Linked DNA regions of Homo sapiens: region 2 is linked to region 1. The links are chromatin loops, found by intact Hi-C in ENCODE. Cell type or tissue: ascending aorta. All regions are shown on one strand.

Evidence for each region. Hi-C counts contacts between places; a loop is a spot of excess contacts. Peaks named below come from ENCODE experiments on the same cell type or tissue, not always from the same donor. Only the 100,000 strongest peaks of a DNase experiment are listed, where the experiment ranks them.
Region 2: it touches region 1 in a loop (3-fold over the local background); 6 of 110 quality-filtered maps call a loop at or near these places.

The regions. Positions count from the first base shown.
Region 1 is chr20:17,894,141-17,902,140 of GRCh38, forward strand. No RefSeq gene overlaps it. Among named protein-coding and RNA genes, the nearest start is that of SNORD17, 65 kb to the right of the region's middle. RefSeq lists enhancers at 1,370-2,046, 1,701-1,840. In ascending aorta, a CTCF peak has its summit at 4,558 (motif pointing left); DNase peaks (open chromatin) are centred at 1,141, 1,641, 2,341 and 4,561; H3K4me3 peaks cover 1,524 bases; H3K27ac peaks cover 1,889 bases.
Region 2 is chr20:17,613,225-17,621,224 of GRCh38, forward strand. RRBP1 (ribosome binding protein 1) reads right to left here. Exons shown (of 25, transcript NM_001365613.2): 17 at 7,491-7,583; 18 at 7,075-7,146; 19 at 6,409-6,504; 20 at 5,372-5,455; 21 at 3,508-3,615; 22 at 2,702-2,785; 23 at 2,207-2,305; 24 at 1,513-1,656; 25 at 455-996. The coding sequence ends at 958. Among named protein-coding and RNA genes, the nearest start is that of DSTN, 47 kb to the left of the region's middle. RefSeq lists enhancers at 690-1,413, 1,414-2,137. In ascending aorta, a CTCF peak has its summit at 4,471 (motif pointing left); DNase peaks (open chromatin) are centred at 427, 1,477, 2,297, 4,477 and 13 weaker places; H3K4me3 peaks cover 1,200 bases; H3K27ac peaks cover 4,187 bases.

The DNA.
Region 1 (8,000 bases):
GATAGACCAGTTGCAAAGGCTACTTTGAACATACGCAGACTTAGACTTAACACAGTGCCTGGCCCACAGTTAAAATGTTATAATCAGGCTGGGTGGTGTGATGGCTCCCACCTGTAATCCTAACACTTTGGGAGGCTGAGGTAGGAGAGTTGCTTGAGCCCAGGAGTTCGAGACCAGCCTGGTCAACATAGCAAGACCCCATCTCTACAAAACTTTTTAAAATTAGCTGGATGTTCATCTGAGATGTGAGGATCTGAAAAAAAAAATTAGTCTGATGGGCTGGCCCACGCCTATAGTCCCAGCTGCTTGGGAGGCTGAAGCAGGAGAATCCCTGGAACCCTGGAGGTTGAGGCTGCAGTGAGCTATGATGGTGCCACTGCATTCCAACCTGGGTGACAGAGTGAGATTCTGTCTCTAAATAAATAAATAATTTAAAAATTAGTGGGGTGGCTGGGTGCAGTGGCTAACACCTGTAATCCCAGCACTTTGGGAGGCCGAGACAGGCGGATCACCTGAGGTCGGGAGTTCAAAACCAGCCTGACCAACATGGAGAAACCCCGTCTTTACTAAAAATATAAAATTAGCCGGGAGTGGTGGCACATGCCTGTAATCCCAGCTACTCGGGAGGCCGAGAGGCAGGAGAATCGCTTGAACCTGGGAGGCAGAGGTTGCAGTAAGCTGAGATCCCGCCATTGCACTCCAGCCTGGGCAACAAGAGCGAAACTCCGTCTCAAAAAAAAAAAAAAAAAATTAGCAGGGCATGGTGGCACACACCTGTAGTCCCAGTTACTTGGGAAGCTGAAGTGGGAGGATCCCCTGAGCCCAGGAGTTCCAGGCTGCAGTGAGCTATGAACAAGCCACTGCACTCACTCCAGCCTGGGCAACACAGCAAGGCTGTCTCTTAAAACAAACAAAAAGACTATAATCATTGTACACATCTGCCTTGTCTATTGGCAGGAACAGCGCCAGGACGGCAGGGGAAGAGCTCCGTTTCCCTCCCTGCTCTGGCTCCCTTTAAAGGTGGCTGCCTCTCAGCCTCCTGGCCCACCCGGCCTTCAGGGCCACAGGCCTCAAGCCAGCTGGACACCTCACACCGGACAGCTCTGCCCTGGGAATCCTGGAACCCCCTGCTAGTAGGCGCCACGACCCAGGTCGAGGAATGCCCTCAGCACAGAGACTGTCCCCTGGGGCAGCTCGCCCTACTGCCTGATAAGGGCGGCTCCTTCGCGGCTCCCAGACTCTGGAGCCTGCGGGCTGGGCTGCAGCCAAACGCAGACACCCCTCTAATGCCGACAGCCTGGCCCCCTTACCCTGTAGCTCTCCGCCCTCAGGATGCATTCTTCCCCAGAAGCTCCCTGCCCACCCCCACCTGGAAGGCCTCCCTCGTCTGAATCAGGGCGCACACAGCTGAGTCTCCAGCGCGGACACCCCGTCACCCCAACACCCTTCTCCTCCCCCCGAACAACCGCTTACGATTTTTAGAAATCAGTAAAATACATGCCCAGCTCCAAACTTTTGGAAGCGCCTCAGAGTTTTGCAGAGCATAGCAGTGGTTCTGGGCTCCCCAGTGCACCCCAGACTTGGCTCCCTCCTGCCCAGCCCACAGCCGCGTCCCGAGAGTGAAGGGGAAGCACAGGCAGCCCTTTCCGCCGCCCCCGCTGGCATGACATCACCTTCCCCACGCCGAGAAGCTGAAGTCTTTCTCATTTTGTTTCATGCTCCAAGCGCAGCTTTAAAAACCTTTCCTGGAGGTGGGGAGGGAAAATACCCAAAATATTAGCCGTGGCTACAGCTGGGTGTAGGATGCAGGGAGTTACTGTTTCCTTCTTTATACGTTTGTATTTTCCACAATGACCACATTCTATTTTTTATTGTCAGGAAAACGAATGAGTGTTTTTTAAGTAAGCAATTTAGAAGCCTATTTGGTTGCCTTCAGCATTTTTCAGGGCCTCAGCTCGTTTCTGGAGCCAGCTTTTCAGCCGCTCTTCTCTCCGTTCTCTCGCTCTCTGAGTGGAGTTCTCTGCCTTCCACCCTTTGCTTCTGTCCTTTGAAAATGTGAGCGAAGCACAGTTGCTTGTGCAAACCACACCAGCCTCCTGAGATCCTCTCGATTTTCCTTCTCACTGGGAATATTTTTCATCAGAATTTATTCTCCCAAACTAAGAAAGGGACCTCATGTCCCCGCTCATCTGATGCACTGAGAACACAGCATCATTTTCCCAGTATTCTTGCCAAGAATACACAACCTGAGGCTTATCATGAGGAAACATCAGGCAGACCCAAACTGAAGGACATTCTACAAGAAAACTGCGTGGACTCTTCAAAAATGTCAAGGTCAGGAAAGACAAAGAAAGCCCAAGGAACTGTCGCCGATTGGAGGAGATTAGAGACAGGGCAACCAACTGCAGCACGTGATCTGGGATATTGTGTTGCTATAAAGGACATTACTGGGACAGTTGGTGACATCTAAATCTGAATACGGTCTGTAGATTAGCTAATTGTATTGAATCAGTGTTCGTTTCCTGACTTAGTCACTGCACTGTGGCTGTGTAGCAGAATGTCCTTTACTTTTTAGGAATTATACACTGAAGCTTTGGGAGATAGAGGGCATCACATCTGCAATTTACTCTCTTATGATTCAGAAAAATATATATATTTGTACACACAGACAGAGAAAACAGTAAGGCAAATGTGGCAAAAATGTTAATATTTGGGGAATCTTGATGAAGAGTTTAAAAAAAAATCCTTTTGTTCTGTTCTTAGAATTTTTCTGTAAGTCCCTTTGCTTCTGACCTCTGGGTTAATGCAGTTGACACAACAGCCTGACTCCTAGGCTGACTGCTGACTAATTCTTTGCTTGATGCTCTTGACCTTGGACTGTGTCCTCCCCCGATTTAGCCCCTGTAGAGACAGTGAGCAGGAAGACTAGTTTGGTGAATAATAAATCCGCTGTCACTGCCACCATCACCACCAACAGGGGCAGAGGGACTTTTGCTGAGCACTCACTATGTAAGTCAATGCTCCCATACCCTGAGTGATGTACACAGTACTTCACTCAGTCCTCACAGTAGTCTTCTGAGGTTGCCATTACAATCCCCAATCTACAGATAAAGAAACTGAGGCTCAGAGAGATGAACTCACTTACCTAACGTCACAGCAGCTATTAAGTGGCAAGGCCAGAATTGACCCACAAATCTCTAGAACCCCACAGTCTTACACTAATCTGCCCTGACACTGGTAAGGAGACTGACTGGCTGTACTCTGTTCTGATATTTTCTCTCCTGATTCTCCTTTGCTGAAATAATAGAAACAAAAATAATTGTACCAGCCATAAAAAAATGAAATCCTGTCATTTTCAACAACATGGATGAACTTGGAGGACATCATATTAAGTGAAATAAGCCAGACACAGAGAGACAAATACTGCATGATCTCACTCATATGTGGAATCTAAAAAAAAAAAAAAAAAAAATTGATCTCATAGAAGAAGAGTCAGAGAGTCCAACAGTGGTTACCAGAGCCTGGGAAGGGCAGGGGAGAGGGGAGGATGGGGAGAGGTCGGTCAACAGGTACAAATTACAATTAGATGGGAGGCATAAATTCTGGGGTTCTGTTACACAGTAGGGTGGCTATGGTTAACAGTAAGATATTGTATATTACAAAATAGCTAGAGGAGAGGCTTTTGAATGTTCTCACCACAAGGGAATGATAAATGCCTAAGGTGATTGACATGCTAACTACCCTAATTTGACCATTATACAATATATGTATTAAAATATCAAACTGCACCCCATACCTATGTACAATGATAATGTGTCAATTAAACTAATTAATTTTAAAAAATTATTATAAAGCTATGCTGCTCCATAGAGTGACCACATGTAGCTGTTTAAATTTAATAAGGCTGGGCATGATGGCTCATGCCTGTTATCCCAGCACTTTGGCAAATCAAAGCAGAGAATTGCCTGAGGCCATGTGTTCAAGACCAATCTGGGCAACACAGTGAGATCCATCCCTAGAAAAAATAATTTTAAAATGAGCTGGGTGTGGTGATGCTTGCCTATAGTCCTAGCTTGACTGGGAGTTTGAGGCTGCAGTGAGCTATGGCATGCCACTGCACTCCAGCCTGGGCAACCAAGCTGAGCTCTGTCTCTAAAAATTAATCAGTTAATTAATTAATTAATTAGAATTAAGTAAAATCTGAAATTCAGTTCCTCAGTCTCACTAGCCACATTTCAACTGCTGATTAGCTCCATGTGGCTTGTGGCTACAATTATTGGACAGAGCAGATTGTAAAACATTTCTAACACGGCAAAAAGTTCTATTGGACAATGCCGTTCCAAAAACTTTTACATGTGTTCATGAAGATACAAAAAATGAAAAATAAACAAAAAAAAATTTACATACCCTTCACTGACCAAGATAATTTTTTATTCAAAGTTAACTTATTTTTAAGATAAAACTTCAAACACAAAATTGACTTCAACACTGTTCTCACTTGTCACACAGAAACCAACTTTTCAGCCGCGGCAGCATCAGGTGTTAGGGAGAGACACCTCCTGGCAGCACATGGAATTACAACCTAGCACAATCAGACACTGGAACCAGCCAGGGACTGGGTTTCAGCAGCCATCGGTGGAATACCAGGAGATTCCCAAGAGTGGGAGAAAAATCCCATACCAAGAAACAATCATGGATAAGGCACCAGGAAGACATACTAGGTTACAAAAGCCCATCCAAGGCCAGGCGCAGTGGCTCACGCCTGTAATCCTAGCACTTTTGGAGGCCAAGGCGAGCAGATCACTTGAGGTCAGGAGTTCGAGACAAAAGCCCATCCACCACCAGACATAAATCTCCTGTGTCACATCCCTCAAGCCATGCATGGCTGCACAGAGATACATAATAATAAGTGTCGGTCATTTGAATAAATAAATGATTGATTGATTAATTCTGATTATTTCAGAACTCTACCATTAAGCATTTTATTGTCTTCTTTAACATTCTTTTTCAGTTGGACACATATTATGAAGGGAATGTAGAGCTGGGATTTACTGCTTCAAACAACTTAGCTGACACAGAAGTGTTCGATGATCAAGGAACGTCTGGACTTTAGCAAAATCATCAAGAACAAGAAAACATCAAGATGAGTTTCTGGTAAAGCATAAAAAGAAGTTCCTGGCTAGGCACGGTGGCTCACGCCTGTAATCTCAGAACTTTGAGAGACCAAGGAGGACAGATCACTTGAGTCCAGGAGTTTGAGACCAGCCTGACCAACATGGTGAAACCCCGTCTCTACTAAAAATACAAAAAGTAGCCAGGCATGGTGGTGTACATCTGTGATCTCAGCTACTCAAGAGGCTGAGGCACGAGAATCGCTTGAACCTGGGATGCAGAGGTTGCAGTGAGCTGAGATCATCCCACTGCACTCCAGCCTGGGCAACAGAGTGAGACTCTGTCACAAAAAAAAGAAAGAAAGAAAGATGTTCCCATTTTTTTTTCCTTTGGCCCAAGATGGTGGAAATGAAAGATGGCTTACTGGATTGGGAAATGGATTGGACCCTAAATCATTCTTTATCCACTCGTTCCACAGATACTGATTGGGCCTCTTGGTAGCCAGGCGGCGGGATGATGAGTAGTGCTGGAGGCCACTTAGCTGAGTTGTGCACACAAAATAACACAATGCACAAAAGGTTTATCTTCAGGAACTCATCCCGGGTAGAACAAGTGCTCAGCAGAGATCTGGGCTGGTGAAGGCAGCTTGCGGTCCCTGACTCTTCTGAGAACCTGGGGATCCAGGTTCAGGGAGACCAACGCTATTGGATACAAATCTTGAATTTAAAGAAATTGGGATGTAAATAATGATGCAATCCCCGAGGCTCATGGAGTACCCCAGTGACAGGAGAGGTTTTCCATGGGATTCAAGCAGGCTAATCAGCAAGACAATCTGGGCTGTCTCAGTGAGCCGTGGCCTGAGGCTACTTGTGGGCCACCTGTCCAGAATTGGAGGGGTCCCAGGGTCTGATGTAGCTTCAGAGAGATGGAATAGTAAAGAGGATCATGCATTGCAAAGTCCACAACAGCCCCCCAAAACAAGGACAGTCCCCTTATTTGATGAACTTTTGTTGGGTTCCTGTCTTGTGCCGAGCTGTGTGCTAGGTTCTGGGGAGACAGAGACCAATAAGCTTCAGAGACCTGAGAAGTAGGGTCCTTCTCTTCTTCATCACTTTCTTCACAAACCCACTTCAGTTTCCTCTTAACTCCTGGCATGAGTAAGGTGCTATTTCATAACCCTTTTATCTTTATTAAAGGTGTCAGGTATCCAATAGGAAAAAAAATGCACAAATGAATTTAAAAGGCATTCACACAAAAGGATATCAAAATGGCCAGTAAGTTCATAAAAAGATGCTCAACATCAGCCAGGCGCGGTGGCTCATGCCTGTAATTCCAGAACTTTGGGAGGTCGAGATGAGTGGATCCCTTGAGGTCAGGAGCTTGAGACCAGCCTGGCCAACATGGTGAAACCCTGTCTCTACTAAAAACACAAAAAATTAGCCAGATGTGGTAGCACATGCCTGTAATCTCAGGTACTTGGGAGACTGAGGCAGGAGAATCATTTGAACCCAGGAGGCGAAGGATGCAGTGAGCCGAGATTGCGCCAGCACACTCCAGCCTGGGCAACAGAGCGAGACTCCGTCTCAAAAAAAAAAAAAAGATGCTCAACCTCAATGGTTACAGGGAAATGCAAATTAGACCCACAATATGCTGTGACTATACACTCCCTAGAATGGCTAAAATTAAATTTCTGAAAATATCAAGCATTGGTGAGGATGTGGAGGAAGTGAACTCTTACATGCTGCTGGTGGAAGTATAAACCAGTACAAGCACTTTGGAGAACCATTTGGCAGTTTCTTCTAAAATTAAACATACACTCACCATGTGACCAAGCAGTTCCACTCCTGGGTATATACCCTGAAAGAAATGAGTGCGTACACACACCAAAAAACATGTACAAAAATACACATTGCTGCTAAATCGATAACAGCCAAAAACTAAATACAACTCAAATGCCCATCAATAGAAGAATAGATAAATACATTGTGGTGTACAGCACAGCAAGAAAAATGAATGGGTTGCTCTTACGTGAAATATGAATGAATCTCAAAAACACAATATTGATCACAAGATATCAAATAAGCCAGGCACAGTGTGGCTCACACCTGTAATCCCAGAACCTTGAGAGGCTGAGGCCAGAGGATCCCTTGAGTCTAGGAACTTAAGACCAGCCTGGGCAACATAGGGTGACCCCATCTCTACAAAAAAATTTTTTAAAAATTAGCTGGGTGTGGTAGTGTGCACCTGTAGTCCCAGTTCCTCGGGAGGCTGGAGCGGGGGCACCGCTTGAGCCCAGGAGTTCAAGGCTGCATTGAGCTATGGTCACACCACTGCACTCCAGCCTGAGTCACAGAGGACTAAGACCCCTTTTTAAAAAATAAAAATAAAAAATAAAAAAATAAAAGGCAAAACTTATCTACATATGATGAGAGAGGTCAGAATAGTGTCTACTTGTTTAGGGCAGTGGGAGATGGGGATTGAGTGAGAAAGGGCCTGAAGGAACTTACTAGAATGATGGAAATGTTCTCTATCCTGATCTTGGTGGTTGTTACATGAGTGTATACATAGGTAAAAATTCATTGAGCATCCACTTAAGATTTGTGTATTTTACTATATGCAAATTATGCATCAATAAAAGAGCAAAAACAATCAAAACTCTTAGGTGACCACACCTGATATAAGCATGGCTGATACATTAAAAAGCTTGCATATATTACAATGAATACCATCATTTGGGAATTTAATATAATTTTGTAACAGCCTCAGAAACAGTCATATTCCAGAGGCCCTTGGCAACAGCTTTGTTGCTTACAGCTCACCAGCACCAAAAGGGACCCGTCGCTTTCCAACCAAGGGGGCTGTGGCCCTGCCCAGAACTCTCAAGGGAT
Region 2 (8,000 bases), 280 kb before region 1:
ACCTCCCGAGGGCAGGCAGTGGGCTGCTCCAGCCCTGGCCCACCCTCCTGGGGTGTGGGTGTCTAAGCCCCAGCCAGGACAGAGACCCCTTGTTCATTCCCGGACCTCCATCACGCAACAGCCCGGGCCACCAGCCGCGCTCACAAACCTCAGCCCCTCCGGGATGCGGGGCAGCAGTAAATGTATCTGGCTCTCAGGTGTCGCAGGCCCTGCTCCCTTATCCTGCCCGGAGGGCACTGAGGTCTGGGAGGTGACAAGGAAAACTGCTGGGGGCCCCGGAAGCAGCGAGTCTCAGCCCCACCCCACGCTACGCGGAGCTGCAGAGCCTCTGCCTTCAAAGCAGCTGAGGCCCACGCTTACTCTCTTCCCGAGTGCGCCCCCACCCCTTGGTTCTTCATCTTGGGCCCAACAGCGGGTGGGGGAGCCCCAGCAGAAGACCAGACGAGACCGCAGCACCGGGCACCAACGTTGGTTTTAATGGCATCAACACCCAGGAGGTCACACGTCAGTTCTGGTTGGCAACGTCTAGGGGTGAGGGGCTGTGGCCTCCAGTCGGCCCCACAGCCTTTGAGAACTGGCTGCCCGGTCCCACCCGCTTCCCGCCCCGCCCCACTGAAAAAACACTAAACGATTGCACTGACAGACAGACCCCAGAGCGCCCGGCCTCCCACACACCCACGGGGCTGTCAGAGTCAACCAGGGCTTTGGCGTCACTCGGCGGTGGCCCGGGGCTGCGCCCAGGATAGTGTTTATCAAATGTGACACAGGTTCATTTACAAACTGGGGCTCTGGAAGGTCTACTTCTGTGGCTCTAAGAGACTTGTCTCTCATGGCTTCTCTCGGAGCTACCGGAAGTTGGGCCTGGATAACGCTGTGTAGGTTGGTTGGTTTATTTGTAAGGAATGTGTAAGGCATTTTGGTAAGTTGAACAGTAACTTCTTTTTCCAAAGAGGAAACTCAGACAGAGGTGCCCTCCTTTGAGCTGCTGCCGTCCTCCTGTGAACGAAGGCAGGTGGCGTGAGGGGGGCTGGGCCACGAGCCATGGCAGAACCACCTGCCCTCTACCCTGGGCCTTTAGTCCCTCCCTGGATTGACCCCCTCAAGCCACTCCAGTCCCTCAGAGAACAGGAGCCACAGACCCCTGGGGCTGGGGGACAGGGAGGACTTGGTGGGAGCTGAGGGGAAACCATCATCCTGCAGGGCAGGGGCTGGAGCACTGGCTAAGGGGCCCACACAGGTGCAAAGTGAGGACCTGGGCCAGCAGGGGGATCAGACACTCGCTTCCCAGCAAGGGAACCCCAGAAGGGTGGGTGGTGGGCCGGGTGGGCTGAAGCCCTCGTTAGGAAGTCTCTGTCCCCACTACCTCCGCCCAGCTCTGCCTCCCCTGGGGCTCCCAGCCCAGCGCTCCCAGCAGCTTGACGACTCCGCCCAGCTCTGCCTCTCCCGGTCCTGCCTCCCCGGGGCTCCCGGCAGCTCGACTCCTCCCGCCCTGCTTTGGCGCCAGGCACGCACTGCCTTTTCCAGCTGTTCCTGCAGCTTCTTCACCGTGTCCTTCTCCCTTGCCAGCTGCTCCTGGGTCGTCTTCAGAAGCTCCTGCAGTCTCGTGGCGGCGCGCCCCAGGTCACTTGTTAACTTCTTCTCTTTTTCTAGTCTCTCCTGATGGTCAGAAGGTTGACGGGCATCAGCCCTTGCACCGGCAGGAGGGCCACCCCAGCTATGCCCACAGGACCCTGACGCCAGGGGCTGGAGCCCTCTGGGGACACAAGGAAGGCAACTCCTGGTCACCCGGAGATAGGTGGTGACGACAGGGAGGAAACCGCCCATGCTGACCGTGAGGGCTGGGTCCTGTGCTCTCAGCACCACCAGAACTTCCTGGGGCAGGAGCAGTTTACTCCGCACTGTCCAAGGCAGCACAGGAGACACACCTGACTACTGAGCGCTGGACGTGTGGCTGAGGAACGCACTTCACGTTCTACATGCTTCACATTTCGACAGCCACCAGGACTAATGGCTGCCATGTGACCATGTGACACTGCAGGGCTAGGAGTCCCCACCCCAGCCCCGGGTAGTGACAAGGGGAACCAGTGCCAAGGGCAGGTCCCGGTGGGGTCGGCTCTCCCCTTCCTGGCCCCTTTCCGAGGCCAAGAGTGGCGCCAGCCCCAGAGCAGACCCTCCAGGTGTGACCCCCGCCCCAGCCCCTGCCTGCCTTCAGCTGTGAGGCCTCCTCTGTTTCTGAAGACTCTAGGGGGCCGGCTGTGCGGAGCTTCTCCAATTCTTCTTGTAACCGACATGCCGAGGTCTGAGCCTTGCCGGAGAGGGAAGTGAGGTCTGGGTGAGACGTCTTATAAACGGCTGTGCTGTCAAGACCCTACCGAGCACGCCTGGGGACCAGGGGGCCCCCCCAGCCTGATGGAGCAACAGCTCCATCCTGTAGCTGGAATGAGTGGGCCAGACCCACAAGTTCTGACCCAGCCCCAGGCCCTCAAGGCTCCTCAGGGATGCAGACCACCCACAGGGCTCCCAAGGTGCCTCCAGCCTGTGCTCCACCTGCCCGGGCCCCACCCACTGCTGCCCAGAAGGCCCAGGCCCAGCCCAGGTGCTGCTGGGCACAGCCGAGCGGGGCAGGGCTGACCCACTCATTCCCTGGAGACTCAGGGCCCAGGGGCTGATGGGGGCTGAGAGCCACCAGGCAGGGCCTGACCTCCTCAAACTCGGCCGTGAGCTTCTGCCGCTGTGTCTGCTCATCCTCCAGGATGGCTTCTGTCCACTCCAGCTGCGTCTTCAGCTGTGCAAACACCGCAAACATAACCCGGCAGCCCGGTGAGGAACCCTCCAGGGGCCCAGGGATCCAGCACAGGCACCGCTCTCTAGCTGCTTCTAGCTTCCCCTTTCCCTGCCCCAACGCTCCCCTCGTTGGGGAGAGGGCACCTCAGCCCCTGGTACAGACTTCGGTGTGGCTCAGGAGCAGCTGATGGGGCCTCTGCAACCTCAGGGGCCTTTAACGAGACTCACAGGACAAGAACGATGCCTCCGAGCCCTGGCCCCATGACAACCCCCTTAACAGCCACACCATGGCCACCCCAGGGACAGGCCCTGCCTCTTGGTGAGGACTCTTGGTGGCTATTGCCGGGCTCAAAACTCTGGAGAGCGAATATCCTGCTAGCGATGTCCCAGCCGGGGTTGCAGTGGGAGACAGTCCCCTTCGATGGCTGCAGACCCTGCCCAGAGCTGCTCCTGAGCCCTGTAGGTGCAGACCCCAAATCACGGACTCCCTCTTCGAGTCCCACCTCCCCCCAACTCCTCCAGCCTCTCCACCTGGCCACCTTTCTGTTCCATGCTCTGTGGCTTTCTCCGAACCTGGATGATCCAAATGGGGCAAAGCAGGGTGGGGTGGGGAAGCAGCGGAGGCTGGAGCAGCCAGTGCGGGGTTTAGTCCGAACGGAGGCAGCAGGGCCTGCACTCTTCTGGGATTAGTGATGTGTCTGGGGACCAGCTCACCGCCCTAACCTGAACGGGGTCCTGCTCGGCTGGGGGCGCCTCTGGGGAGGAAGCTGGGGCCCCAGCTATGTCACCATCCTCTACGTGGCTCTTCATTTCACTCAACTGCTGCCTGACCTGGAACAGGAAGGGGTGTGTTTGCAAATGCACAGCCAGTCGCACACCCACCATGCTCACTCCTGCAGGGACCCCCTCGGAGGACCGTAGCTGCTCTCAACAGCCAAAGTCCCTTCAGGGGACCTGGCTTGGTAACTGTGACCTATGTCTGGCCACCCCCGCCGCCAACCTGAGCCAAACCAAGGCCACCAAGCCTCTGGGCTAATGAGACCCAATGTGCTCTGCTCCAAGCCCAACCGGAGGGGAGCCCTCCCTGGGAGTGAGGTGACCCCTGATGGGCATGGCCCACAGAGCAAAGGAATCCGAATGGAACCGGGGGGTGGCCGCCACACTGTCTACACCCCCCGTTTCTCCTTCAAGGATGCAGTCCACTGCTCAGAGCCCTTTCCGGGGTCTAGAAAAGATTATGAGATAACATTCTTGCCTAACAAGGTCCCCCACCCCTACGCTCCATCACTGGGGTTAGGTGGCATATCTGGCTGCACCCAAACCACTGGGCCTGCAATTTGAAGGGCAGGTGTCACTCGAGAGGCTCAGGTAGAGGTTCCAATTGGAGACCCAGGTGGGGCCCTTGGCATAAGCTCCCCAGGGAACATGGGCGGTCTCTGACCCTGCGCTGAGGGGCCACCCCAGGTACGTGGGAACCCCAGACATTCTTCCCTCCCTCTGAACAGCCCCTCCCAATGCAAATAACGAACTGCACAGCTGGAAGACAACAGAAACTCCAGGGGGTTTTCTCTGCACATCCCCGGCCTGGGCCATGCCCCCGGGGCCTGTCACCCAGACTTCGCTCAGCCAAGGCTTCAGTGAGTGGCCCCTAGACACAGGAGGAGACCTGGCCTAGGCAGCACTGCCCTCTGGTGTTCTGGTCCGGGTAAGACCTGAATGACCAAGGGGGACCGAGGGTGTTGGGAGCGTGTGCCGGACTCACTGGCTGCTGCAGGGGGAATGCCAGCCCATTTTTATTTAAAATTTCCCAATTTCTCCCTGTTGACAACTAATTCAAGATTTAAAAAAACACCGCAGATCAAACAGAACATGTCTGCGGCCTCACAGGGTGCTGCTCACAACACCAGCCTTGGGGCGGTACCAGATCCGGTGAGGCTGGGTGGAGCCTGCCAAGGAGCTGGGACTTGGCATCAGACACCTGAGCTGAACACCAGGAGGGACTCAAGAGGCCACCTGCACAGGCAGAGCTCCAGTGGTCTGCCAAGGGGGCTGCTCTCTGCACCCGGCAGCTGGTATGGGGCCGGGCGTGGAGCAGGTCTTCCCTGCATGCCTGTGGCTTTGACTGAATTGATCTGAGCTGTCACTGAGGTGAGAAAACCCACAGAAGGCACGGGACTTGCTGAGAGCCCCAGGGCGATGGGTGGCCAGGCCAGGAGGAACCCCCAGGCTTCCTGGTCTTGTGATGCCAGGGACTGCAATATCCCTGACGCCCCCAGGTGACTACAATGGGCTCACAGGGAATGCAGACGCCCAGAGCTCTCACTACCTTGAACAGGGGACCAGGTAGCCAGGGGACGGGAGATGGAGTGGGAGCACCCTGGTCCCAACAGCCACAGGCCCAGCTCAGAGTTCTGGGCAAATGTGCAGGAAGGCCCCCAGAAGCCGGCCCCATGCTGCTCAACGGGTGACACTGTCCCTTCCCTAGGCTTTATCTTTGAGTGGACACAAACGCATGACTGGCAAATGCATCTCACACACGCAACGCCCCAGGTCACACTCCTGGCATGGGGACATGGAGGCCACCTACCAGGGCAAGCTCATCGCTCTGTTTCTGGGCTTCGCTCTTGGCGGCATCGAGCTGAGATTGAGATTCTAGGAGAAGTTGCCTCAGCTTGGGGAGAAAACAGAGGCGGGTGATGGGAAAAAAGGAGAGAAAAGGAGAAAACCAGTCCCCGTGAGTTAGCGCCGAAACATAAAACCTAACACATCCACTTAACCAAAACCCTGAGGAGGGTCACAGCATCGGGCCGGCACAGGGCTCGCCAGGCTTCCTACAGCTACGATTTCTTTTTTGAGGACTTAGGAAGAATGGTGTTCACTGCGTACCTCTTTCAGGCCTTCACAAATGTTTACTGATTATCTCTGGCAAAAAAGGGCCAAAAGTTGGAGATGATTTTTTTTTTCAGAGATGGTCTCAATCTGTCATCCACGCTGGTCTTGAACTCTTGGGCTCAGGCAATCCTCCTGCATCAGCCTCCTAAGCAGCTGGGAACGGAGGTGCCCACCAGTGTGCCTGGCTTTTTTTTTTTTTTTTGGTAGAGATGCGGTCTTGCTATGTTGCCCAGGCCGGTCTCAAATTTCTGGCCTCGAGCAATCCACCTCAGCCTTTCAAAGTGCTGGGATTACAGGCATGAGCCGCTGTGCCTGGCCCAAAAGTTTGAGATTAAACCAGAATTGGGATACTGGGCTTGTGCTTCTGCTTCTGAAGAGCAGAAAAAGTGTCAGATCTAAATCCACTCCCCACCAGATATGACATCAGCAAGCCAGGCAGAGAATCCCCTTGCGGAGGGATAACCTAGAACGTCAAACGCCTCCCTCGGGGCAGGGCTGCCTGGCTCTGCCCCTGTCCTGGCTGGGAGGCTGCCTTTTTGAAACCTGCCCTGAGAGACACCTCAGGCCTGACAGCCCAACGAGGGGCCTGTGAGGCTTCGGGCAAACGCCTGAGGACTCGGACTTCAAGGCTTATGTCACCGAGAGCTGCTCCCACAGGGCTGAGGAGAAGCAGCTCAGGGAGGACCGCAGATCTGCTGGGCAGGGGCTGCACTCCTTGGGGGGCAGACTCACCCCTGCCACCTCCTTGGCGTAGTTCTGGCACTCGGCGCTGGCGGCCGCCATGTGCTTTTCCAGCTCTGCCTCCAAATGCGACGTGTGCTCCCTCACCTGGACAGATGCACAGACACGCACACGCATGCGCCAGCAGCCTCTGCTCAAAGGGCACTCACCTCAGGGAGCAGGCTGGCCCTGGGATAGGTGAGGCCTCTCGGGAGATCCCTGAGGCCCACCAGCTACCAAGCAAACGAGAAACTAGTCCGCGGCAAGAGAACCCCTTACGGAAAGTGGCAGGCTGCACCCGGGCACTCCTGGGGACTGACATGCTCTTAGATTTACTTGCAAAAGCAGGTACCAAGGGTACCTTCTCCAGGGCTCCCTGTGGCGTCTGAAGGGGGCAGTGGGGCCACCTTGACTGTGAAGGCCGTGGCAGAAGCCCTGTTCACCAGGGCTGGGCAGGTCTGCACAGGGCCCGTGGCTGGGTCTCAGGGTCCTCTGAGGTAGTCAATGTCTCTCATTAAGGAAAAACAGGATGGACAAGATCCCTTGGCTTGAGAGAGAATGCCTCTCTTAAGGCACACGGTCCATGAGGAAGAAATCAGTGAAGTGTCCTCTGCATTAACGTCACTTTCAAAGAGGCTCCCGGGACAAGAGAAAGAGTTCTCTGAGCAGAGCACATACCTGGTCCGAACTTTCAAGTTCTCCTTTTAGCTTCTCTACAATCTCTTCGAGATGCTTCACTGTGACCCGGGACTACAAAGCAAGGGGAAGGCTCCGTCAGACACGAGCACCTGGGGGTGTCTCCTTCCGAGGCCATGCTAGGACCCGAGCGGGACTGACCCAACTTAGGAAGCCCCGGGGGTGCCCACTCCGCCCAGCTGGGACGGTCACCCTGGCGCCATCTGGCAGTGTCTTCCTAGGCGGGGGCCTCCTGGAGGACGGACTGAGCTGTCATCCCGCAACTGTGCTTCATAGGGTGTCGTGGAAAAGCCCCACCGAGACACACGAGTCTCACAGGTGACAGAGACAATCCTGTCAACTCTCCCCTGGGCTTCATGTGCTCCACGGCGCCGGGAGGCAGGCAGGGCTGCATATACCTTCTGGAGCTCCTCCTCTGCGGCGCCCACCTTGGCCCTCCACACCTGCTCCTCCTCCTCCACGCTCTTCTGCAGGTCTCTGAGCATGCCCTCCTGGGGGGAAACCGAGGTGAGGCAGGGCCCTCTCCCTCCCGAGACCCGCACCACACAACCGCATCTTCCTGTCCCTGCAGCCCTGGTGACCTGCCGTGCTCCGCCTGCTGACTTCATGAGCGCCAGCGTTAGGTGGGGAGGGAAGGCAACCACTGTCCTGGGAGGGAGGTCCTCTGGCCAGTGGGCCAGTGTGGCTGCAGTGCCAGGCAAGGAAATGAGGTCTGTGACCTGCACAGGACCACTAGGATGCTTGTTACTGCCGGGGTTTGCCACCAGCACCAAGTGTGTCAATGGCCCAGGACGAGGAGCACAGGATGGGCTGGCCAGAGAGTGGCAGGGCTAGACCTGGCATTGCTCTTAGTCACAAACGGGGTTCAACCTGGCAGTCACCAGCTGCTTACCCCGTCCTTCCCCTTC